Regions from separate parts of the Homo sapiens genome. Here region 2 is linked to region 1. A link is an interaction called in ENCODE POLR2A ChIA-PET data of the cell type or tissue named here. Cell type or tissue: B cell. All regions are shown on one strand. Each heading gives the region's core, and the rest is flanking DNA. Links, peaks and the distances in the headings are about the cores only. Region 1 overlaps SDC3 (syndecan 3). Region 2 has its middle 33 kb from the start of LAPTM5.

Evidence for each region. ChIA-PET counts read pairs that join two places held together with the same protein. Peaks named below come from ENCODE experiments on the same cell type or tissue, not always from the same donor. Only the 100,000 strongest peaks of a DNase experiment are listed, where the experiment ranks them.
Region 2: POLR2A ChIA-PET joins it to region 1 with 15 read pairs; 6 of 35 experiments call an interaction of 5 or more read pairs at or near these places.

The regions. Positions count from the first base shown.
Region 1 is chr1:30,875,202-30,887,711 of GRCh38, reverse strand. It overlaps SDC3 (syndecan 3), which reads left to right. Exons shown (of 5, transcript NM_014654.4): 2 at 8,972-9,089; 3 at 10,547-11,160. Among named protein-coding and RNA genes, the nearest start is that of SDC3, 27 kb to the left of the region's middle. RefSeq lists an enhancer at 1,436-1,936 and silencers at 6,279-6,338, 6,349-6,398. In B cell, for the core only: no CTCF peak of the experiment used is centred there; a DNase peak (open chromatin) is centred at 6,201; H3K27ac peaks cover 317 bases; H3K27me3 peaks cover 1,384 bases.
Region 2 is chr1:30,784,471-30,796,980 of GRCh38, reverse strand. No RefSeq gene overlaps it. Among named protein-coding and RNA genes, the nearest start is that of LAPTM5, 33 kb to the right of the region's middle. RefSeq lists an enhancer at 8,598-9,110. In B cell, for the core only: no CTCF peak of the experiment used is centred there; a DNase peak (open chromatin) is centred at 5,980; H3K27ac peaks cover 862 bases; H3K27me3 peaks cover 987 bases.

The DNA.
Region 1 (12,510 bases), core at 2,947-10,946:
AGAAATGACCACACAGACCCAGTCACTGCCACCAGGAGCAATTGGAGGGGGAGACAGACACATTCCTCTGAAGCCCGGAAATAAACCAGCCAATTTTCAGGCAGTGGTAAGCGATTGAGGACTAGCCCTGGTTTTGCAGACTAGCTGGGCACGTGGGGACGTCGTTTGGGTGGATTTGGTGGTTCAGGGAGGTGAGCTTTGAGTGGGGACACAGTGTCATGTCCCAGTGCCTACTAACTGCCTATCACCACTAGGCACGTGACAGCTGGTATCTCTGTGTGTTGGGGATCATTATTCCCGTTTCATAGGAGGACAGAGCGAGGCCCAGTGAGGCGAAGGGATGTGACCAGGTAACCAGTTTGGGAGTGGGAAGCCAGGGCGGGAACACCTAACTCCACACCAGGTTGTTCCTCGGAGACTCCTGGGCCCCAGGAGCGGGCAACCCTTGCCGTGTTTGCTGGCAGTGACCGTCATGGAGCCTGGAGACAGACTCCTAGAGGCACCTGCTGGTGAGTCATGGTGGGGGCAGGGGGTGCCTACCTGAGCTGGGCCACCTGTCGTGTGAGTGCGCCTTGTCCTCCATTTCTACTCACTCCCAGGCTTTCAGGCTGTCTCTGTGCAGGGAGCTGAGTGTGAGGTGGTGCTGGTCTCTGACATTTGCCCTGCTTTTGAGAGCCTTCTGGTAGGGGAAACTGATTAGGGCTAGGAGCAGGTGTGCTCTGCAATCCAAAGGGCATGGTCTTTGGGGTTCAGCTAATCTTGGGTTCAAATCCTGGCCCATTGCTGTGTGACTTTGAGCCAGTTGCTTCACCTCTCTGAATTTTAGTTTGCCCATCTGTGAAATGGGAATGGCAATCCCTTTCTGGTCAAGTGAGAAGAGAAATGAGGCAATGTGCATATAAGGAACCTGGCACTTAGTGAGGGCTCCCTCCGTCGGGGCTGTGATCATTTTCATAAGGGATGGAATGGCCCAGCCTTTTCCAGAAAAGTGCTCAGTGGAAGGAGTCTTGAATCACAAACTGGCATTCCCTGCAGGCATTCTCAGGGGTTCAGGAGTTCACTGAACACAGGATTTAGACTCAACAAGGCCAGAATTCAACTCCTGTGTGACCCCACTGGTGGCTTAACAGGCTCAGTCTCCTCATCTATAAATGGAGACCATATTATCTGCTTCCCAGGGCAGCTGAGTGGTTTCACTGAGATCCAGTGGAAGGGCCTGTTAGAGTGATGGGAGCATGGTTGGTGGGCCTTCTCCCTTAGTAAATGACAACACAGTGGAGGTACTGAGTCCCCAAGAAAGGACTTCCTAATTTGGACCAGGGAGGTGGTTGGCGTGCGTATGTGACATTCAAGCAGGCTGACAAAGGAGGCATTGTGTGAGCTGAGCCAGCTTTGTGGGGACATATCTAGTGCCTAGGATGGTGCTTGGCACACAGTAGGAGCTTAATAACCATTGGTTTTACTGATTAACCAGCTGAGTAGGTGCTGGCCAGGCAGAGATGGTGGGGAAAGGTATTCCAGGAAGCAGGAACAGGCCTGAAGGAGCCCGTGTTCCCAGAACTGTAAATAGTTTTGTGTGGGAGGAGTATGGGGGTGGGCAGCTGGGAGTGGGGTGTGGGGGGTGCTGCTGGGTCTGGAAACGGGGCCTCAGTGGGTGGTCCTGCTCTCAGGCACGAGCTTGGGGACAGGCATCAATGAGCAGTGTGAGTCAGGGTGGCCAAGAGTGACGTGAGAGGGCAGGTGGCTGGGATTGATGGGGCGGTGACGGAGGCGTCCCAGCCCTGGGTTGAGGAGGGGGCCTGGCTTTCCCAGGGTTGCATTGTCAGCTTCTGTCTAGGCACAGGGGACAGAGTGGGCTGCTGTAGGGCAGCCAGTCTGCACCTCAACAGAGACTGGCCAGCCCGGCTGAGCCAGGAACAGGGCTGATGGGAGAAGGCGGGCGGGTGGGTGTCTGGGCACCACAGGCCAAGGTGGCCGCCAGACAGGCTGATGCCAGGGGAGGGAGCCAGGTCCTGCCAAGCCAGCCTGTCTGTGGTGAGACTCGGTTGGGCCGTGGGCCCTGCCAGCTCCCTCAGAGGCTTTTGTGTTCATTTCCTTTCCACCCCCCTTTTCAGTTTCCTCGTAAGGTCCCTCACGAACAGTCTCAATGGGGTCTCAGCAGAACCAGGGGACCCGGAAGTTTCACAGACCAGAGAACACCAGGGATGGAGACTCAGGGAGGATGTGCGCTCTCTAATAACAAAAGTGCTATGGGTTTATCGGAGAAATTGTGGAAAATACAGAAAGGTCCTGAGAAGAAATTAAAGCTGCCTGTAATCCCACCACCCAGAGAGAGCCTCTGGGAACCTTTAGTTATAATGCAGCATTTGGAAATTCACTTTGATAGTGAGTTCATTAAAACAGGATCAAGTTCTACATATTTTTTGTAACCTATTTTTTAAACATAATGATGATACTCATATTAATAGCCAGCATTTACTGAGCAATTTGTTAATGGGTGAACATGCCCAGCCTCCTTCTGTAAACCCCACGAGGTGGGCATTCTTATCTTTGTTTTACCAGTTAAAGCAGCCTGAGAGAGTTAAATATCTGCCCAAAGTCACATCGGAATTGAGAGAGCCATCTGCATATTCCTATCAACAGCTATACTGTCTTGTCTTCTGATGATCAATATGTGCATTTTCCTACATCCTTCAATATTCCTTGTAGCAAGTAAAAAAAAGCCTTCTATGACACATTTATGTCTTTTAATAACCTCATTAGACAGTGTAGATTTGTGAGAACTCAATTGTTGATAGCTGCGTAATATTCCATGTTATGGTTGTACCCTCATTTATTTAACTCGTCCCCTGTCGTTCAGTATGTGGGTTATTTCCATTTTTTCCCTCTCGTAAATTACATTGTCCTGGATCTCCTTGACCTAAGGATCAAATTCTTGGGAGTCCAGAGTGTCAGAATCAGAAAGGCCCTTAGACCACCATGCTTGGTTTTCCATTTTGCAAATGGGGCAAAGGAAAGGCAGAGAAGGGGGAAGAGGATTTGTCCACGGTCTTGGAGGCTGTGGGCGCCTGAGCCAGGGCTGCTACCTGCTCTCCTGTTGGGGCTGGGGTGGGGATGTGGGTGGAGGCAGGTGCCACAGTGGGAAAAAGGGCATCCTGGGGGGATGGTGGGAACACAGGGCTGGGTAGAGGGCAGACTGGAGGTGACAGGAGAGATACAGGCTTGGGGTAGGGAGGGCTCTGCTGCCATGATATCTTTGCAGAGGAGTTGACTGGGATGGGACAGGCCCAAAGGGAACATTTCCTGCCCTCTGAGCTGCCTTTGTAGATGGGAGTAGGGGGTGGGGATAGGTTTGGTTTGTGAGAGGCTTGAGTGTGTGAGTTGGGGCGAGTGGGAGGGTGTGTGTCTGGGCTTGGTGGATTTTTCTTGGGGGGGGTCTGTGGTGTTTCAGCTTGGCCTTCTCTGCCCTCCCCATTCCACTCCTCCCCGGGCTTCTGCTCTCTGGGACTTGGGCTCCATAGCCCCTTCCCCAGCAGGTGCAGTCCTCGTGCCCCTCATCTCCAGCCACAAGTGGGTGTGGGACTGCCGGCTTCCTGGCCAGGGCAGCTGTGGCTGGGTGGGGGTGGGGACTGAGACATCCCCCTCCTGGTCCCGGCTCCCAATTGTGCAGCCCCCTTGGCTGTCTTGCTGCCCGGAGCTTGGCCCCAGCCCACATTCCTGCGGTGATGCTCTGGGTCTCCGGGGTGGATCTGGTGAGCGTGAGGGGCACTGAGTTCTCACAGGACTGAGGGCTTTTTGGGGACGGAGCCTGCAGGGATCCAGAGGGCCATGCTGAGACACCCTCCCTCCCTGCCTCGAGGAGCTAGTAGTTACGTCGCTGTGTGTCTTTGGGCAAATCACTTTACCTCTCTGAATGCTTCGTGGCAGACTAACCCCGCCCCCTCCTTTCGTGATAAGCAAGGCTTTCCCCTCTCTGTGCCTCAGTTTCCACATCGGTAAAAGGGGAGAGTTGAACTCAGTGATCCCTCAGGCCCAGTGTAGCCTTGAAGTTGCAGCCTGAGGTGGGAAGTGCAGGCTGTAGGAATATAGACAAAGCCTTATACGGCTCCGACTGTGTGCAGGCATGATCTCACTTGATTCTCACAACTGCCCTATGAAGTATCATTGTTGGCCTCATTTAACCAAACAGGCTCAGAGAGGTTAAGTAACACATCCAAAGTCACCCAGCAAGTAAGCAGAGCTGAATTTGAATCCAAGACTGTCAGAACCTAAAGCTGGGCCCCCACCCCTTGCTCATGTCGCCTCTGGTCACCAGGAAAGTGAGGCCTGAGTCTGGCTAATTAGGGGAAGGAAGCTCGGGCAGAACTAATTACACTCGATTTTATTCTTGGCTTTTTGCAACATGATTAGCGCTGCACAGGGGTGCCGGGCTCCTGGCCCCCAGCCTGCTGACCTAATTTGTGTGCTTGTGTCTGTTTCTGTAACTTGCCCTTTCTCCCCCTTCATCCAACCTCTCTCTTTTTGTCTCTCTCTGCACTCTCCCCTGCTGTGTGGCCTTGGCAATGCCACTTAACCTCTCCGGGCATTAATCGTCTCATCTGCCTGGGTGTAGTCATCCCAATTTGGCTTCCCTCATGAGGAGGTTGAGGCTTACATGAGATAAAGGCTTCGAAATAATAATAGAAATTTTAACATAAACTAACAGCAATCGTGGCTACACTGATTTATTCATTTTTCACTTGGTGTCGGGTCCTGTGCTTAGCCCCTTCCCACAGCAATGCTATGAGCTGCGTAGTCTTCTCATCATCTCCATTTTACAGATGAGAAAACTGAGGTGCTGAGATTAAATGGCTTGCCTGACAGCCAACCGGGTAGTAAAGAGGAGCTGGTTCATTATGCTTTGCCTCTGTGCTGACCGGTTTCTCTAGGAAGGCTCATGGTGGTGTGGGGCTGGGCACGAGAGACCCCAAATTCTGGAGTGGGCTCTGAGAGAGGATGGGGTGGGAGGGATGCACTGGCCTTCCTGAACGTGTCCCCTGCACTCAGAGTGAGTGATGAGTGGGTGGGTAGAGGTAGCCGTGAAAGTGAGGAGACTTAGCTGACATCCAGCTCATTTGGACCCTCACCCATCACAGCCCTGATGGGGTGCTCCTGGGAGGGAGGGGGCTGGGCAACCTGGGAGGTGGCACCTCCTTGCCCCTGGCCCAGGGGAGCCTCCCCAGCTGCTGCTCTAAAACTCTAGGAGAGGATCGGTGGGAGTGGATGTGGAGTGAGGGGGCCTGTGGGTCACTGCTGGGCCTGGTCCCTTCTGGGCTGGGAGCCTGAGGTGCCTCTGTGGAGTGAGGCTGTGGGTTACTTCAGGAAGGTGTGGTGACTAGGGGACTGTGAGGAAAAATGGAAGCAGGGGGCATCAGTCCACTAGGAAGGGTGCCACATTTCATCCCGATGTGTGTGTGCACTTGTGTGTACCCGGAAGGAAAGTGCGTGTTTGCGCGCATGTGTGTGTGGAGGGAACTGAGATGCAGGTATTGTGGACCTGTTAATGGCATGTGAGGCGGGATGTATGTCTGCTGGGGCAGGTTCAGGGAGGGACAAGTAGGCTGCGCACATGTGGAGGCAGGGTGTTGGGAGTGCCTGGTGTGTTGGGTCCCGTGCTCAGCCCCTTCTCCTGCAATGCTATGAGCTGCATAGTCTTATCACCATCGTGTGCTGGCGCGTGGGTGTGGATGTTGGGTGGGCATGGACAGCTGTGGGCATTGCCGAGTTGATGTCATGCAGGGGGTGAGGGCAGCTGCGGGGCACAGATGTATGAATTTAGCCCTGGACAAGCAATGGGTCTGGGGGTGGCTCAGGAATGTCCAGGACAAGGGTTTCAGAGACAGAGGCCTCATGCCTGGATTCTAACCCCTGCCTCAGTTCCTGCATCTGTGGAATGGGGATGATAAAACCCTGGGCAGTTGTGATGCTTAAAGGAGGCTGCATAAATAACATGCTCCCAGCACCTGGCCTGGGGCAGGCCCTCAGCAGCAGCAGGCAGAGGTCTCTAGAGTGCCCTGGGAACGCTCAGCGGCTCCCCTGGGACCTGATGCTCAGGCCTTCATGGGCCGCTTGCGGAGCCTCTGCTGGGTGTCCCCTCCCGAGATCAGTGGTGGCCGGAAGCAGAAGGTTCAGTGCTTCCACCGGGCACGCTCGCTGTGTGTGGGGGGTGCAGCCGAGAGGAAAGGTTGTATCCGAGTTGTGAGGTTCATGTCTGAGTCAGAGGATGCACCTGCCGAGGGTGATGTCTAGGAGCGATGTGTGTTTAGGGAACATACGTGGCCATGGCGGTGGGTCCGTGTTGTGGGCCTTGGTGAGGTGAGTGTGGTGCGTGGGGTCAGGAGAATGTGCTGAGGTTTCTCGGGGGCATCCGTGGGGTGTGTGGTGAGGAGAGGAGTGTGTGTGTGTGTCTGTGAGTACCCTAGGGCATGTGTACAGGCAGCTAGGGGTGAAGTAGATGGGTGAGTGTGTGCTGGTGTGGGCTGGGCTGTATTGCCTATAGGCTGTGGTGAGTATACAGATTGGTGTGGGCAAACATTGCACTTAATAGTGTGTGTGTGTATCCATTGGGGTGCATAGTACATGCAGAAGAATATATATGCATGAGGATGTTGGGCTGTCGTGTGTGTGTGTGTGTGTGTGTGTGTGCATGCGTGCGCGCGTGTCTTGGGGGTATGGAAGCCTCCTATCAGGCATGGGGGGGTTGTGTTTACCTGGAGGGGGCACAGTGAGGGTCAAGGAGAAGCTGGCAGCGTCCTGGGGCTTTTGGATTCAGTTCTCCTTTAAGGGAATGGCATGGATAATTATGCTTATTATGATGGATTATGCAAATGCGGAGGTCGTTTGGGGGTCAAAGCCTGCTTGTCACCCTCCTCCTCAGGCATTCTGTGACTTCTAAGGCTTTCCCTGCTGCCTCCCAGGCTCCGTTCCCCAACCCCTATTTCTCTGTCCCCTCTGGGAGTTGCAGCTACCAGCACCCCCTCTGTAGTGTTCCTGAGAGGGCCTCATGAGTCCCAGCGCCCATGCCTGCAGGTCCCAGGTGTCCTCGCATTAAGTTCCCGCTGAGCATCCCAGGTGGGCTCAGGGGTGACTGGGCCGTTCCTCCCCCTGCACACCCTGCCATTGGGGATGCTTGCTGTTCGGAAAGAATGTACTCTTGGAAGCAGGTTTGGAAAATTACTGAGGTGGCCCCTTCCCCAGCCTTGCCTCATCAGCATGAGGCTAAATTAGGATGTGTGAGTTCTCCCCTCTGCCTCCCACCCTTGCCTTCTCTCCTTCTCTCGTACCCCCAGCCCACCCTCCCCGTCTCTGCCCCTCTGCCCCCTGGCCTCCCTCAGTCCTCGACTCTCTGTCACCGTCTCTGTCTCTGCCTCCCCCTTCCCTGTCATCCTCTCAGTTCCCCCGTGATCTCTCCCTCTCCTGTACCACCCCATCTCTGTGGGGAGCTGCAGCTCCTGGTCGTTAGCATGGAGAAGATGGTCGTCATGGTAACGGTTGTCATGTCGATGGCTACTGAGCTGGGGATGAATAGTATGTAGGTGAGCGCTACCTGAGTGGAGGCTGATGGGTTTCCAGGAGGCTCGATGCTTGTCTCTGAGCTCAGAGCTGCACAGCAGGCCCAGCTCCTCCTGCCCCATGTGAGTGGCTGTTTTTACCCCCAGGCATGCTGACACGCTGAGCCCTCTGTGGCTGCTTTTAGGTGAGCATGTTTCAGTGTGTGTCTGTGCATGTGCTGTGTCTCTGGGGTGTGTCATTTCAAGGGTCTATGTGGCATGGGGGTAGGTCTTTGGGTTTGTACAGGCTTTTCTTGGAGCAGGAAGTTAGGGGCTAAGTGGCACTGGTCACTGAGGAATCTTGGGGACTCCCTTGTTTTGGCACCCACATTTACTTCAGTTGGGGGCTTCCAGGGACCACAGACCTCTTAGTATCCCTCCTCCCAGCTAAAGGCCTCCCAGCCACTGCCCAGCCTACTGGGAAGGATAGAAAGACAGTGAAGACAGCCCTGGGCAGGGGCAGGAGCCGGAGCCTGGGTCCCTGCTCAGTCCCCATTCTTCTGTGTGACTTCAGGCTGCTTGCCAGAGAGCTGGAGGGAGCAGGGACTCCAGGTTGGCTGGTTCAGGTTGTGGAGGGGAGTGCCATGGGGAGTTCTAGCTCCTCCACCGTGGGTATTTTTCTTTCTGGGCAGAGGGGAGCTGGGGAAAAGTTGGGCCCTACTGCTCTGAGCTCCTAGAATGTTTAAAAAAGGAGGAAGACCCAGCAATTCGTCACGGGAGAAATTACACTAATTGTTCCACTCCATGACTCACTGGTAGAAAGTAAATACTGATTAATTCATTACTTTGAGACTATGTGTGTGTGTGCATTTTGTGAGGGGGCACCTCCTGGCTCCCTGCCCTGGCTGGGCTGGGCAGGGCTCTGGAGCAGGTGGTTGAGGCTGGGGATATGAAGACAGGATTGAGATCCTCACTCTGGCTCTGTATCAACTCCAGAAGGGGGCCCATCAGTGGCAGGGGGTGAGAGGCTGGGCCCCAAATGCAGGGCCATTCCAGCCCTCGCCTGCTCACACATGCCCCAGGGCTCCCCACAGCCAGCCCAACATTGCGGCTGCTCAGAGACCACCCCAGACCTACTGAACCACTGAATTTAGTTTTCACAATATTCAGATGTGCAGTCAAGATGAAAAATGACCAGTTTCTAAGAGAAAGTCATCAGCCAGACACTGAAAGCCTTCTGGGATGGGACCCCAGGTGACTTGCCACACCCCACCCCTGCCCTGTGAATTATTCACACACGCACTTTCCTTCAGGGTACACACAAGATCTCTGTCACCCACGTGGATGTCACTCAGCCCACAAGGGCACCTGTCGCCCTTCTGGGCTCACCCAGGCTGCCAGTCTCGGGTGCCGAGCCCTGTGTCCACCTCTACCTTCCCTAGGCCCAGCGCTGGCGCAGTGAGAACTTCGAGAGACCCGTGGACCTGGAGGGCTCTGGGGATGATGACTCCTTTCCCGATGATGAACTGGATGACCTCTACTCGGGGTCGGGCTCGGGCTGTAAGTACCCCCCTCCCTACCTCTGCCTGGGGGCAGTGACCAGTCTGTATCCAGCCTCAACTCTGAGAAGCCCACGGGGGGCTTGCTTCAGTGAGGCAGGGGGCATTCACTGCCTGGGTCAGGCAAGTTCTTCTTGCTCTGGATCCCCAGAACAAGAAGGGCAGAACATCCTTCTGGGGATAGAACAAGACCTGGGAGGACCTCAGGGCCCAGAATGTCCAGGTCTCCAGGGTCCCACGTCTGCATCTTTGTGTGTGCTATGTGGCTTTCTCTGCAGACCTTGCTTGGTTCCGGTGGTCCCGTCAGGTGCAATAAGCTGTGGCCAATGGTGGGGTTAGGGCAGTGATGACACAGGGCAGGTGCTTCAAGTGGTGCCTGGGATGGCCCCGCCCTGGGGAAGGGGAGCCAGGTCAGCTGGGTCTAGCAGAATCTCGGGAGAGAAGGGCACCGCGAACCCCACTCTGCCATGTAGCAACTGTGTGCCCCTCGGTGCTCCCCCTCCCTGAATCCCTGTATTTTCACCTGTGGATGGTGAGAAATACGACTTCTTCTCAGTGCCTCTAGGAGGGTTTGGGATAGGAAGCTGGGGTCTGGCACAGAGGAGGAGCTCTCAAAATGGTAGCAAAAAGAAGGCAGCTGAGACTGGGCCCAGTGAGGGCACGGGCTGGCATCTGAGGAGATGGTACGGGGTCTGCACGCCACAGAGCTGGCTCCCCACAGCCCTCGCCTCTGGTCTCCCCTCCTTAGCCAAGTCCTTTGAGCCTCTTTCAAATTAATCTTTGTAAAACCCGTTTATATTGGGTCACATCTCTATTCGCAAAGTTCCCTGGCTCCCCTCCCTCCTGCCTGGTTCCGAGCCCAGGAGCTGGCTGTGGCTTCTCCCTCCCCCATCCCCTACTCCCCATCTCATTTCCTCCCAAGTTCCTTCACTGTCCCGGCTTTGCGTCAGCCAGATTGCTCAAGCAGTTCCCCTGCCTCAAGGGCTTCTTTTCCCTTTTACCCTCCGCCTCTGCCTCTGGGGGAAGCCCTTAGTGTACCACCCCTGCCTTGAGCTTGTGGTAGGGGTGCCTTTGGGGTCTGACTCTTCCCAGAATGCCACTCCTGTGTTCCCCTGCAAGCCCCAGCAAGTTTTGCAGCCAGTAGCGCCTCAGTTGCTGCTGCCTGGATTCAACCTCATAGAAACTGTAGGCTGGGTGGGCAGGAATAGTCAAGGAAGGCTTCCCGGGAGAGGCGGCCCCCAGAATTTTTGACTTGGCAGAGAGAAGTTGGGGAACATCAGCAACTGACCACCTTTAGCTGGGCTGTGCCTTCCTCCTTTCTCTCATCTTTTCTGGGAAAATTGGGTAAAGAGAGGGGGTTGGGAGACCTAATCTTGATGGCCATTGCTTACCTGGGATCCTCATGCCCCTCACAACCACCCAGCTCCCTAGCTCTCTCCCTCTCCCCCACCCCCTCAGACTTCGAGCAGGAGTCGGGCATTGAGACAGCCATGCGCTTCAGCCCAGATGTAGCCCTGGCGGTGTCCACCACACCTGCGGTGCTGCCCACCACGAACATCCAGCCTGTGGGCACACCATTTGAAGAGCTCCCCTCTGAGCGCCCCACCCTGGAGCCAGCCACCAGCCCCCTGGTGGTGACAGAAGTCCCGGAAGAGCCCAGCCAGAGAGCCACCACCGTCTCCACTACCATGGCTACCACTGCTGCCACAAGCACAGGGGACCCGACTGTGGCCACAGTGCCTGCCACAGTGGCCACCGCCACCCCCAGCACCCCTGCAGCACCCCCTTTTACGGCCACCACTGCTGTTATAAGGACCACTGGCGTACGGAGGCTTCTGCCTCTCCCACTGACCACAGTGGCTACGGCACGGGCCACTACCCCCGAGGCGCCCTCCCCGCCCACCACGGCGGCTGTCTTGGACACCGAGGCCCCAACACCCAGGCTGGTCAGCACAGCTACCTCCCGGCCAAGAGCCCTTCCCAGGCCGGCCACCACCCAGGAGCCTGACATCCCTGAGAGGAGCACCCTGCCCCTGGGGACCACTGCCCCTGGACCCACAGAGGTGGCTCAGGTGAGGGTGTTGAGAAGGGACAGGGAGGAGGGCGGAGGAGGGTGGGTCAGGGGAGGGATGAGGAGGATGGGGCTGGACAGGACTGAGGACCAGGAGGCTATAGAGATGAGCCAGACAAAGTGGGGGCGAGGGGCAGGACCAAGGGACAGAGATCGGATAGGGAGGGAAGAGGGACAGAAAACGAGGGCTGGGGTGGTTGGATCCTAATGGGATGGGACATTGGTGGGGAAGGAATTGGGTGAACGTGTGCATTGGTGACAAGGGGGGCCGGGCTGAGTGTTTCGGTTGAGAGAATTAATTCAGTGGTCTGGCAGCTGGATTAGAATCTTTCCACTGCCACTTCCTAGTCACGGGACCTCAGGCCAGTCCCTGATCATTTCTATACCTCCGCTTCCTCATCTACGGAAAGGAGAAAACAATAGAATGTGTATCATTTCATTGTGAGCGTGAAGTCTCCTGACATCCACAGTGCTTAGAACAGCGCCTGGTGATGGTACAGCCAGTGGGTTCTCAGCTGCTGTCGTCATCACGGTTGTTATTATCATGGGTCTGAGGGTGGTTAAGAGCTGGTGTATGAGAAGGCATCACTCGCCTTGTGGAGGGCTGCCTGGGTGTGGGTCAGTGCTCAGCACTTTACCTGTGTTAGCCCCAGCCCTCATGCCCACCCCACGGGCAGCACTGTGGTCATCTCATTTTACAGACGAGCAACTGTGGGTGCACAGGGAGGTGAAGCCACTTCCCAAGGCTCCGCAGCCAGCGATGACAGTCAGGATTTGAACCCAGGCAGTTGGTGCCAGAGCCGGGCAGTCTCGCAGGGCCAGGGCTGCATGTGTGTGCATTTGGGATATTCTGGATGGGGCAGGGGAATTGATGGGAAGAGGATGAAGATGTCAGGAGTGCCAGGGATGGATGAATCCCAAGGACATGAGAGAGGTGGTCTGGTCCCAGCTGGGTGCACTAAGTAAGATGGAGAGGTGGGAACATGGACTGGGTGCCAGAGCCCTCTGCAGCTGGCCTCACTGTGGAAGGCCCTTGGGCCGTGGCGCTGCCTTGGGGTCAGTGTCAGTCCCTCTGACTCCCCAGCCAGCTCTAGCAGGATGCAGGCCCTTCCCTTGCCTCCTCAAGCAGCTGGGGCAGCCTGGTGTTTTCACACAGACTTGGCCAAGCAGGAAGGGGAAACAGTGATGGGGCACGGAGCCCAGGAGAAGGTGCACAGGGCCCAGGTTGCTGGAGGAGCCATTGTGCACGCTGTGTACGCTGGGGCACTGCTGCAGCCTCTTTTCAGCCTGGACATCAGGCCTGCCTTTCCATGCCCACCTTTGAAGTAGCGACATCCCTGCTCTGATGGCT
Region 2 (12,510 bases), core at 2,531-10,530, 90 kb after region 1:
CTGGGTTCATGCCATTCTCCTGCCTCAGCCTTCCTAGCAGCTGGGACTACAGGCGCTCGCCACCACGCCCGGCTAATTTTTTTTGTATTTTTAATAGAGCCGGGGTTTCACCGTGTTAGCTAAGATGGTCTCGATCTCCTGACCTCGTGATCTGCCCGCCTCGGCCTCCCAAAGTGCTGGGATTACAGGCATGAGCCACCGCGCCCGGCCTTTTTTATTTTTTATTTTTTATTGAAGTCTAATTTTCATACAGTAAAGTGTGGAAAGCTTTTTTTTTTCTTTCTTTGAGACGGAGTCTTGCTTTTTCGCCCAGGCTGGAGTGCAGTGGCACGATCTTGGCTCTCTGCAACCTTCACCTCCCCGGTTCAAGCGATTCTCCTGCCTCAGCCTCCCTAGTAGCTGGGATTAGAGGTATCTGCCACCATGCCCGGCTAATTTTTGTATTTTTTAGTAGAGATGGGGTTTCGCCATGTTAGCCAGGCTGCTCTTGAACTCTTGACCTCAGTTGATCTGCCCGCCTCAGCCTCCCAAAGTGCTGGGATTACAGGCGTGAGCCACTGTGCCTGGCCTAGGTATGCAAATCTTAGATGGATTTTTATATATGTATAAAACTGTGACTATCACCTGTGTCCAGGGTCTCACTTGTGCCACCTCCCTACAAGGAAGGTGACCACTATTCTAGCCTCTGTCACATGTATCAGGACCTGAGTTCCCCTTGAGGTTTTTTTTTTTTTTTTTTTTTTTTTGAGAAGGAGTCTTACTCTTTCACCCAGGTTGGAGTGCAGTGGTGCGATCTCAGCTCACTGCAACCTCTGCCTCCCAAGTTTAAGTGATTCTCCTGCCTCAGCCTCCCGAGTAGCTGGGATTACAGGCATGTGCCACCACGCCCAGCTAATTTTGTATTTTTAGTAGGATGGAGTTTCAGCACGTTGGTCATGCTGGTCTTGAACTCCTGACCTCAGGTGATCCACCTGCTTCAGCCTCCCAAAGTGCTGGGATTACAGGTGTGAGCCACTGTGCTCAGCCTCGTCCTGGTTTTTAAAGTGGCAGAGCCTAGGATCCAGAGAGGAGACTGACCTGGTCTCGGCCGCATCAGCCTGCCCAGGCCTTGGCTTCCTTCAGCTCTAGCTGTAACTGGGTGGGATGTGAGGGCACTTTGATTATGCCTTCACATCTTAGGCCCCTTGAGCACTTTCATAGCCCAAGCAGAAGGCAGTGTGGGGCCACGAAGAGAGAGCTGGCTTTGCCGCCATGCAGGAGACTTGAGGTCGAGTCCTGGCGGGCCACGAAGAGAGAGCTGGCTTTGCAGCCATACAGGAGACTTGAGGTCGAGTCCTGGCTCTGCCACTTATTTATGGTGTAATATTGGGCAGGTCGTTTTGCCTCTCTGAGCCTGGGTTTCTTTCTCTGTAAAATGGGAATGTAATAGGACTCACTTCAAAAGAGTAGTGTGAGGATTAATAGTAGTAATGGGGCTCATGATGGCTGCCAGACTTGGAGGGTTTATCACATGCCTGATGCTGTGACCACACTGAATCATCCCAGCAGCGATATAAGGAGTTTATTGCTGCCATCCCCATTTAATGGAAGAGAAAACTGAGGTGCAAAGGGGTTAAATGGTTTGCTCAAGGTCTTCTACTAGTAAATAGTAGTGCCTGGATTCCAGCCCAGATCTATCTGACTCCAAAACCCAGAATGCTTAACCCAGGAGGGTTATTCAAGATACTTAACAATTGGCCTGGCCTGGGCCTCAAGCCATCAGAGTAGATGCCTGCCATAAATAAACACGTTGCATGTGCTCCCGGCCCCGTCTCATCCATGACACACTCGAGTGTGTTAAATGGGATTAATCCAGGAAATCAGATTACAGATGTCAAGCAGCTTGGAGAACCATGAAGCACTCCACAAGCGCTGGTTTCTATTTCTTCTCACATTGTGGGACTGGATAACTGGCCTGGGAACCAGGAAACCTGGGTTTACGTCCTGGCTCTGCCATTAACTTGCTGGAAAGCATTGGAAGAAAGTTTCCAGAGTCAAACATTAACAAGGCCAAACCTGCTAAAGAGAGGGTGCTCCGTTAGTTCCTGCCGTTCAGGCCCCTCCATGTGCTAATTACAAACAGCTCATAAGCCAGGCCTTCGGCTGGACCAGGTTGTTAGAGCATTCAATTAAGGAACGGCATGTTAGAGCTTCTAAGAAACATGCTAAAATATATCGTATGTATTCTATGTGTACAACTTGCCCTACTTAAAGCACAAAACCTGGTGAGTTTTGACACCTGCGAAAGTGTCCCACAATCAGTGTACTACCATTTCCATATCTCCCCACTTCTTCTCATTCCCTTTAGCGGTCCATCCCTTCCCCTACTCCCATTCCCAGGCCAGCATTGATCTGTTTTCTTGCCCTCTAGATCGCTTTTCCTTTTCTAGGGGTTTCTATAATTGAAAGCACAGAGTATTAGACTTCTGTCTAGCTCTCTTCATTCAGTGAACTCTTTCCTGAGATTTAGCCCTGTTTCTTGAGATGTATCCCTGTTGCTGGGTGTTCCTTTTTATTGCTGAGTAGTACTCTGCTGCATGGATATATCACAATTTGTTTTTCCATTCACCTGTGGATGGACATTTGGGTTGTTTTCAATTTTTGACTATTATAAGCAAGTGGCGACAAACATTAATGTGCGTGTGCCTTTGGGGGCATGTTCTTGTTTCTCTTGGGTAAATACTCAGCAGTGGAAGGGCTGGGTGGGGCAGACTGCTTTCCAGGGTGGCCGTGCATTCCCACTGGTGTGTGTGAAAGTCGCTGTTGCTCCACATCCTCACCAACACTTGGCATGGCCGGCCTTTTTCATTTTGACCATTCTAGGGGGTGTGTAGTGCTATGCAGTGTGGCTCACACTGCAGTGTGGAAGAACAAATGGTTTCTGATGGTCTGTGATGTGCTGGGAGGAGCTGATCTGAACAATGAAGAGGGTAACTATTGGAGGAGTGGGTGCTGGTTTATTTTATGAGGCACCAGAAGGCAGAACTAGGGCCAATTAGTGGTACCCATAGGGATTTCAGAAACAGCTTTCTATCTGTCAGGACTGTCCAATGACGGAATGAATTTTCTTACGGAGTAGTGAGCTCACCATTGCTGGGAGTGGTCAAGCCCTTGAGTAGCTGGTGAGACTTGTGGGGTTGGATTAGATTTCTAACGAGGTTCCTCCAGGCCTGCCTATTTTGGCTTCTGTGGTTCTAGGAATCATCAGGTGATAAAAGCCTCGTTACCAGAGTAAGCATTAATATCCAAGTCTTGCTGGCTCCGCCCCCCACCTACGCCTGTGGGAACTCCAGCTCCTGGGTTCATTCTTCTCTCCTCTCAAGAGTGTGGGTGAATCCCCACCCCCTCCCACCGCTGCTGCTGCCTCCAGCGTCTCCATCGGGGTCCTGCCCCAGCGGGGTCCTGCCTCCCAGGGCCCCCATGCTCTCAGTCCTCTGCCACTTCGGGAGCTCACTGCTTGCCAGGGAGAGAGGGGAAGGGCGCTCCTTGAGGATGGGTCCCCTGGCAGGGCGGCGTGGACCGTCTTCAAAGCAGCTCTCTCTGCCCACACTCAGCCTACCCACCCAGGATTGTTGCTGCTGCTGAGGTGGCCGGGCTGGAGCGGGTCCTGGTACCAGGTGTCAAGATGTGTCCAGAACCAAGACCCCCTCCAACCGGGGGCCCCTGCCACTGAATCTCGCTTGCGACCTGCTCTCCGCTTTCTCTTACGGAGCCTTTCCTCCTCAGCTCCTGGCAGTCTTGCCTGGTTTCCATTGGGCACCTGCCCCAAGTCAGTCAGTCACATCATACATGTGTCTGAACCCCAGCCATGGCGAGGTGCAAGTGCCTGTTGCCCCGTGGCCATCCTGTGACCAGGAGGACGGTTGCACATGGAGGCTGGATGCTGAGTGTCACCCAGCCCTCATACTGCATGCATCCAGATCTCAGATCTGGCAGGTCCTCTATGACCCAGCAGAAGTAATCAAAGGCAATTTCTTTTAAAAGGAAGACTTTCTTTGGGACTATGTTTACCCTACTTGATTCTTTTATTTAAAAATAGGTAGGCTGGGTGCAGTGGCTCACACCTGTAATCCCAGCACTTTGGGAGGCCGAGGTGGGTGGATTACTTGAGGCCAAGAGTTCAAGACCATCCAGGGCAATATGGCAAAACCCAGTCTCTATTAAAAATACAAAAATTAGGTGAGCATGGTGGCGCATGCCTGTAATCCCAGTTACTCAGGAGGCTGAGGCAGGAGAATCACTTGAACCCAGAAGGTGGAGGTTGCAGTGAGCCAAGATAGTGCCACTGTACTCCAGCCTGGGTGACAGAGTAAGACTCTGTCTCAAAAAAAATAAAAAAAAAATAAAAAAGTGTAGAGCATATCCACTTTTGAAACCAGTTTTGTAGAATGAGTGTTTTCCGTGTATGTTAGCTAGCCTCTAACATGGCTCCCAGTGGTCCCTTCTCCTGGGATTCGTGCCCGTGTCATCCCTTCCAACACTGTACCAGGGTGCGTCTGTGTGAAGGATAAAATACGGGAGTACTGATGGGGCGTCACTTCTGAGATCAGGTTGTGAGAGATGCTGCAGCTTCCGTCTTGGTAGTTTTCTCTCTCTTTTAGGTCATTTGCACTGGAGGGCCAGCTGTCCTGTCCTGAGCAGCCTTACAGAGAGGCCTGTGGGGCAAGAAACTTAGGTCTCACCCCAATAACCAACAAGAAACCGAAGCCTGCTGCCCACAGCCCTGTGAGGAGCTTGACGGCAGAGTCCCCAGCCCAGTTGAGCTTTCCAAAGATGGAAGCCCTGGCTGACGTGTTGGTTGCAGCCTCACAAGAGACTCTGAGTCACAGCCACCCAGAAAAACTTCTCAATTCCTCTGTGACATAATGAATGCTGTAATTTTAAACACTGAGCATGGGGCTAATTTGTTATGCAGCAATAGATAACTAATACACCCTGCGATAATGTACTAGGATTTGGGACATCAGTCATTTCCTCCTGCTTTACCCCACCCCAAACTACCGGGAGCCTGCTGTGCTATGGGGAGCCCTCCTGGTCCAGCACAGCTGATAGGACCAGGGGAGTCACTTGACCAAAGCCAAGACAATTCAGTTGTCCCTTCTAGAAATTCTTTCTTTCTCCTTTCTCCCTTCCTCCTTCCTTCCCTCTCTTCCTCCTCCCCTCCCTCTCTTCCTTTTTCCCTCCCTTCCTTCTTCCCTCCCTCCTTCCTTCTTCCCTCTCTTCCTTCTCCCCTCCCTCTGTTCCCCCTCCCCTCTTTCTCTTCCTCCTCTCCTCTTTCTTTTCCTCTTCCCCTCTTTCTCTTCCTCCTTACTTCTCTCTCTTCCTCCTTCCCTGTCTCCCTTCCTCCTTCCTTCTCTCCCTCCCTCCTTCCCTGTCTTCCTCCTTCCCTCTCTTTGTCCTTCCTTCCCTCTCTTCCTCCTTCCCTCCCTGGTTTCTTTCTTCTCTCTCTCTCTTCCTCCTTCCCTCCCTGTTTTCTTTCTTCTCTCTCTCTCTTCCTCCTTCCCTTTTCCCTTCATCCATCCCTCTCTCTCTTCCTCCTTCCCTCCCTCTCTTCCTCCTTCTCTCCTTCTTTTCCTTCTCCTCTCCCTCTCTTCCTCCTCCCCTCCCTCTCTTTCTCTTCCTCCTTCCTTCCCTCTTTTCCTCCTTCCCTCCCTTTCTTTCTGCCTCCCTCTTTTTCTTGCTTTATCCCTCTCTCATTTTCTTTCAGCAGGAAGAGAAGATGGAATCAAATAGCTGTGAGGTTGAGCTAGAGTAGTGGGTAAGCTCTGGAGATAAGGCAGCCAGGCTGGCCTGCAGAGAGAGAGAACATTGCAGCCAGAGAGAAGCAGGAGGGATTTAGTGTGGTTGAGGAGACACACGCTGCTGAGGAGCTGGTGGTTTTGTGTGTCTCGATGGTGCTTCCGGCCGTGGAACTCTGGGGCATTCCTCTGATGCTAAAAATCATTCTTTTGACTGGGGCTCTCATAAGCTTCTGCTTTTTCCCATCAAATGATCGTCAGACAGTAGTTTTTGAAGGCCACATTTTTGAATAGACACAGAATGTCCCATAGAGTGGAGCTGCCTGAGTTTGCATCACCATTTCAGGTTATGCTTGGACATCACCTCATTGAACACTTGGGTAAGCTTCAATTTCTCTCTGTTATAAACAATGCCCCGATGAGCATCTTTGGCACTCACAGCTTTTTTCACATCTCCAGTTACATCTCTAAGAGGCCTTTCCAGAGGTGGGAGGAGTGTGTGCCATTTTAGACAGTAAAAGTACCCTGCTAGATGACTGGCCAGGCGCGGTGGCTCATGCCTTTAATCCCAGCACTTTGGGAGGCTGAAGTGGGCAGATCACCTGAGGTCAGAAGTTCGAGACCAACCTGACCAACATGCTGAAACCCCATCTCTACTAAAAATACAAAAAATTAGCCGGGCGTGACTGCACATGCCTGTAATCCCAGCTACTCAGGAGGCTGAGGCAGGAGAATTTCTTGAACCCGGGAGGTGGAGGTTGTGGTGAGCTGAGATGGCGCCATTGTACTCCAGCCTGGAAAACAAGAGCAAAACTCTGCCTCAAAAAAAAAAAAAAAAAAAAGTACCCTGCTGATGACTTTCCAAAATAATGGCCTGACACGCCCACCAGCAGTAGCAGGCATCACTCACCTCACTGGCCCTCACTGGCGTCAGGTCTCTCTCACTGGGGTTGGGGGGTGTATTCTCCTGCTGTTTGTCAGGCTGCTGTGAACTTGACCCTCTGCTACATGCTTGGGGATCAGGGGTCACCCAGTTTGCGCAGCAGCCATGCAGTGCCAGGTCTCTGGGGTCCGAACAAGTCAGCAAAGATGTATGTCATGATGGTTAGAATGAAGTGGATTCTAAACACCACTTAAGAATACATTAATAATGGTGTTGGTGTGTTATTCATCTTGAAGAAGTGACAGATGTTTCCCTCAGCAAAATGCTGACGTGGGAAAATGAGTTGGGAGTTAGGAGATTGATGAGTTTCTTCCAAGGGGCTCATTGCCTCTCGCCTGGACAACCTCCTTCCCGGTCCCCTGCCTCTGGCTCCAGCCTCCATCCACGCTAGTGTCTAGTTTGTCTTCCTGAGGGAGTCTGGGGACGTGGGATAGGTGCTGGGTTTGGAGTTGGGTGGTGGAGATCTGGTCTGGGTTCTATCCCTAAGCTCCTAGGTGTGGGGACATCAGCTTTTGTTACCCCCATTCTTGGGCCAGCAAATCCAATTTTCCTTTGGGGTCCCACCCTCTTCTCAGTCCTGGGGTGCCATGTGGGGCTGACACTGCCCCCGCCGCCTCACCCCCACTCCAGGAGTAGACACATTATCCCCAGACGTGGCCACTGAGAGTCCTGCAGACCTGTGGCAAGTGTTTGTCAGAGGGGAAGCATGTGTCCCAAGGTAAGCCTGGATCCAACCGCACCTGAAGTTCACTCTTCAACATCCTGGTCATGCTTGCAGAGTCCCTCGTCCTTTCAAAAAAGCCAGTCTGAATCAGGTGCTTGTCACTTGCAAACAAGAGTTGCCTCTGAAGACACAGCAGGACCTTGAATAAGTCCTTTGTCTTTGGTGGGCCTCAGTTGCCCTGTCTGGAAAATGAAGGGTTGGATTCTCTGAGGTTCTTCCAGCTCTGGAGGTTCACAGCCCCCATCTGGGCCATGTGACTTACACATCGAGGGGGGCCACAGGTGGACAGGCTGACTCTAGTGGAGACTCAGTTGCTCTGTGGCCTTGCCAGGAGAAAGCTCGGCGGGCATGCTCTCCCCAGACCTCCAAAATGCTGCCTTGGAAAGGAAGCAGTGGCTTAGCAGGCACCCCCTGGGGGTAGGGGAGGATCCGGGGGCATATTGGGGTTCCATCCTGTGACCAGCAGTGATAGGTGCTGCCCCTTCTCTGCATCTCTCAATGGCTCCCAAGTACCTTCAAGATTAAGTCTTATCCCTTTAGATGGGGAAAGAGCAAGACTTCTCACAGGGCTTAATAAATATTCAATGAATGAATGAATGGAAGAACAAGCACATTCCCTTCATGACCAGGCTCCCTGGCTGACTCCGCAGCCCTAAACTCCCCAGCCCTAGACCCTCCTCCTTCTGCTCTGCACAGCAGCACTCCCTGCCTTCTTGGACACGCTATGTCCTTTTGTGCCTTGGCCTTGTACATGCTGTTCCCTCTGCTTGGAACATCTCCTCCCACCACCTGCCTGGCAGACTCACGTAGCCTTCAACACTCAGCTCAGCGCATTCATCCGCTGACTCAGCCAACATTTCTGGAGCCCCTCCTGTGTGCCAGGCATGATCTATGTGCTGGCATTGAACAAAAAAGGTATAGTCCCCCTTCTCAGGGAGCTGCCTGCTTGTGGGGAGGCCACCAGCTGGGGATGCATGAGCTGAAGGACATTAAGCTGGGGGAAGAGATGGGGAGTATTGTGAGGAGCACTTTTTGGGGTTCTCTGATCCAGTGATATTTTGAGGTGAGGGAGTGGGCCTCGCAGGTCTGGCCCAGGCAGAGGTAACAGCAAACGCGCAGGCCCTGAGCTGGGAGCCAGCTTGGAATGTTTGAGAACCGGCAATGAGATCCCAGCGGTTGGAGTGAGGGGCGAAGGGCAGGGGAAGAGGTTCAAGAGGTCACAGCCGAGGGCTGGGGGGCAGCTGCACACTTGCTGGCCTTTTACCCTGAGTTGGGGGTCACTGGGGAGGGCAGGACGGGAGCGTTTTGAAGCAGGGACAAGGGCAGAAGTTGGGAGGTTGAGGTGGCAGCAACAGGAGCCATGGAAGTGGTCGGATCCTGGGTCTGCAGGCGTGGGGTGTCGGAGAGACAGGGTCGAGGATAAGCAAGGGGGCATCATCACCCACAGAGTTGGGGGTGCCGTGAAAGCAGGTCTGGGGCAGGGGCCGCCAGGGCTGGGTTTGGGCCTGTGGATTTCGAGATGCCGTCACTCAGCTGCGTGAACTCCTGGAAGTGAGCATGGACACAGGAGTCCCGTGCTCTGGGGAAAGGCTGGGGCTGGAGGTGTGGGTCAGGGAGAGAGAAGGTGGTGGAAGCCAGAGACTGCGTGGGTCACGTAAGGAGGGAGTGAGGGTGGGGCACAGGACCAGAGCCTCCCAGGAGGTCAGGGAGGCCAGGAGGCACCGGCAGAGGAGCCAGGAAGCAGGAGGAAAACCAGAGCGAAGCTGCTGAGGACTGGAGAGGAGACCCAGCCTCCCTGTGTTAGGTGCTGCCGCCGCCTACACCCAGAGGCACTTGGCTATTTGGTCCTGCCACAGGCAGGCCATGGGTGATCCTGAGAAGACATATGAGGATGAAAGCCCAGTTGAAGCAGAGAGGGAAGTGGGGGACTGGAGAGTGTGGCAGAGGGGTCAGGAGTCAGGGGGCATCTCTACAGCAAAGCCCTAATGAAAGGGGGGAGTCAGGGATGTGGATGCCTTGGAGGAAAGTTCTACCGGCAGAGTGAACAGCTGGGGCAAAGTCCCCAACCATGAGTGGGGCAGCCTGTGTTTGGAGAACTAGCAGAAGGCTGTTTTGGGGGAGGTGGGCAGCCCAGGGCTTCGTGGGCTGGGAGCAGGCTGGAGTTGAGTCTGCCTGAGGCTAATGGGCAGCTACAGAAGGCTTCGAGTGCTTGATTTATTTATTTTTTTAAAATGCCCTTGGCTGGGCACGGTGGCTCACGCCTGTAATCCCAGCACTTTGGGAGGCCAAGGCGGGTGGATCACTTGAGGTCAGGAGTTTGAGACCAGCCTGGCCAACATGGTGAAACCCCGTCTCTACTAAAAATACAAAAATTAGCTGGGCATGGTGGCAGGTGCCTGTAGTCCCTGCTACTCGGGAGGCTGAGGCAGGAGAATCGCTTGAACCTGGGAGGTTGCAGTGAGCTGAGATCACGCCACTACTCCAGCCTGGGCGGCAGAGCGAGACTCCATCTCAAAAAAAAAAAAAGCCCTCTGGCTCCTGAAAAAGGCCCTCTGGAGTCTTTAATTCCTGTCCCTGCTGACTCCCTTCCTGCCACACCCTTATCCCGGGCCCTCCCCTGACTTCCCAGCAGCCGTGGCTGCTGTCCCCTCTCCCTCTGATCTCAGCCAGGCTGCGGGGGCCCCCCTTGGCCACCCAGGCAGCGGAAGCTGGGGGCCAGTGGGCATCCCCTGGGGCCTCTCTGGCCGGTGTGAGGGTCCTTTGTCTCCATTTGATCAGGCCCTCGTGGAGCCGGAAGTAGCCTCTGATACCCACCAGACAAAGGGCTTCTTTGAGAGGCCAGGAAGTGGCGAGCTGGGATTTATCTGCCCAGGGATTTGTGGGACCATCCGAGGGCCACAGGGCAGGAGCCCTGGTCCTCACAAACCTGTTTCTATGATGTCACTGATCTTCCTCCCTCCACCTCCTTGCTCAGCTCTCCCTGAGTCCCCCAGTCTTTTCCTGCTCTGGCCCTCCAAGGAGCCTGTCACAACAGTGCAGCTCTCATGCGGAGCTGCCACAGCAGGTGCAGCAGCTCTGAGAAGGGAGACAGTTCTTATTCCTGTTTCACAGGCAAGTGAGCGCAGGCACAACAGGGTTAAGTAACCAAATTCCCATGTAAGGGGTGAGCTGGGGGGCACCCCCCGGCAGACCCACTCCAGAGCCCACTCTCTTAAGCTCCCTGCAGTGCGCCCACAGCATCTGACTTGGGTAGGGGGGTCATGCAAGCTTATGTCTTTTTTTTTTTTTTTTTTTTGAGACAGGGTTTCACTCTCTTGCCCAGATTGGAGTGCAGTGGCGTGATCTTGGCTCACTGCAACCTCTGCCTCCCAGGCTCAAGTGATTCTCTTGCCTCAGTTCCACTACTGCACGGGCTAATTTTTGTATTTTTTGTAGAGATGGGGTTTCACCATGTTTGCCAGGCTGGTCTCGAACTCCTGACCTCGAATGGTCCACCAACCTTGGCCTCCCAAAGTGCTGGGATTACAGGCGCGAGCCACTGCACCTGGCCAGCCTCATGTCTTTTAACCACCACATTTTACAGAAGGCCTTGAGAGGGGAGGGAATTGTCATGTCACATAGCTAGTTAGGGAGCAGAGCCCAGGGCTGGGCCTTGGAGTGGAAGAGGCTTGGATTTGAATCCCAGCTCTGTGCTGTTGCTTGTTTGTGACCTGGGCAAGTCCCTTACCTCTCCTAAGGGTTATTTTTCTTGTCTTGAGGCCAGCAACACCCTCCTGCGGGATCGCTGTGCTGACCCAATGCACTGAGACACGCCTCTGTCTGGTGCAGGACATATCCCCGAGGTGCCAGTTCCTTTTCTTCCCCTTCGCTACACCCAGGGCCAAAGCTGACCACAGTTCAGGGGGTGACATGTTCCAAGGTGCTTACACCTCAGCAGTGGCCTCTGAGTACCCCCCGGAGCCATAGCCTTTCATCAGGGTGCCAGCCCTAATCACCCAGGGTGCTCCTGCAAGGCTTCAGGTCAGAAGGAGTGAATCCCCAGTAGCAGAATGCCCGACCCTGTGGTGGGTGGTGGAGAAGAGGCTTGGAAGGCTGGAGTGTGCAGGATCCATTCCCACATCTCCAGGGTGGGCAGCCAGCCCTGCTGGAGGAGCAGCCGCCTTGCTGGGCGGGCAGGTAACTGAGTTGGCTGAGCCCGCACTTCGTTAAAGGGGAGGGGACTCAGGGTCTGGGGGCTCAGGGAGCTACTGATCTGTCAGGAAGCGCTGCTCAATTTTCCCCGATCAGACCTGTTTCCCAAACAGCCTTTCCTGAGGGGGAAGGATCCAGGACAGGGCCTCCCCCTGTCTTCTCCCTATGGCCCGTTTCTCCTTTCCTAACAACACCCAACCTTCGTGTGTGTGTGCCCCGTCCTGGGCTCAGGACACTTGGTGTCTTATTTGACCCTCCAACAGCTCTGTGCAGGGGGCACACTTGGGCCTATTCCAGAAGAGAAAATGGAGGCTCTTCCACACAAAACCCCTTGCTCAAGGCCATGCAGCTACCAATTCGTCAGCCAAGATTCTAAGACTACTTGGCTGGGCGCGGTGGCTCACACCTGCAATCCCAGCACTTTGGGAGGCCGAGGTGGGTGGATCACCTGAGGTCAGGAGTTCGTGATCAGCCTGGCCAACATGGTGAAACCCCATCTCTATTAAAAATACAAAAATTAGCCGGGCATGGTGGCGCACGCCTGTAATCCCAGCTACTTGGAAGGCTGAGGCAGGAAAGTCATTTGAACCTGGGAGCGGAGGTTGCAGTGAGTCGAGATCGCGCCACTGCACTCCAGACTGGGCAACAGAATGAGACTCTGTCAAAAAACAAAACAAAACAAAAAAAACTACATTCTTAACCCCTACTCAGGGCTGCTGGGTCAGATGGGAATGCAAACTTGAGTAGGCAGCAACCAGCAGGGACGGTGGTCCCCCGTGTTAAGAGAAGGAGGGTCTATCTTTCTCACATGATGGGAACTCTAGGGCTGGTGCACAGGTCAGCAGCATTGTCAGAGTGCAGGCTCTCCCAACTCC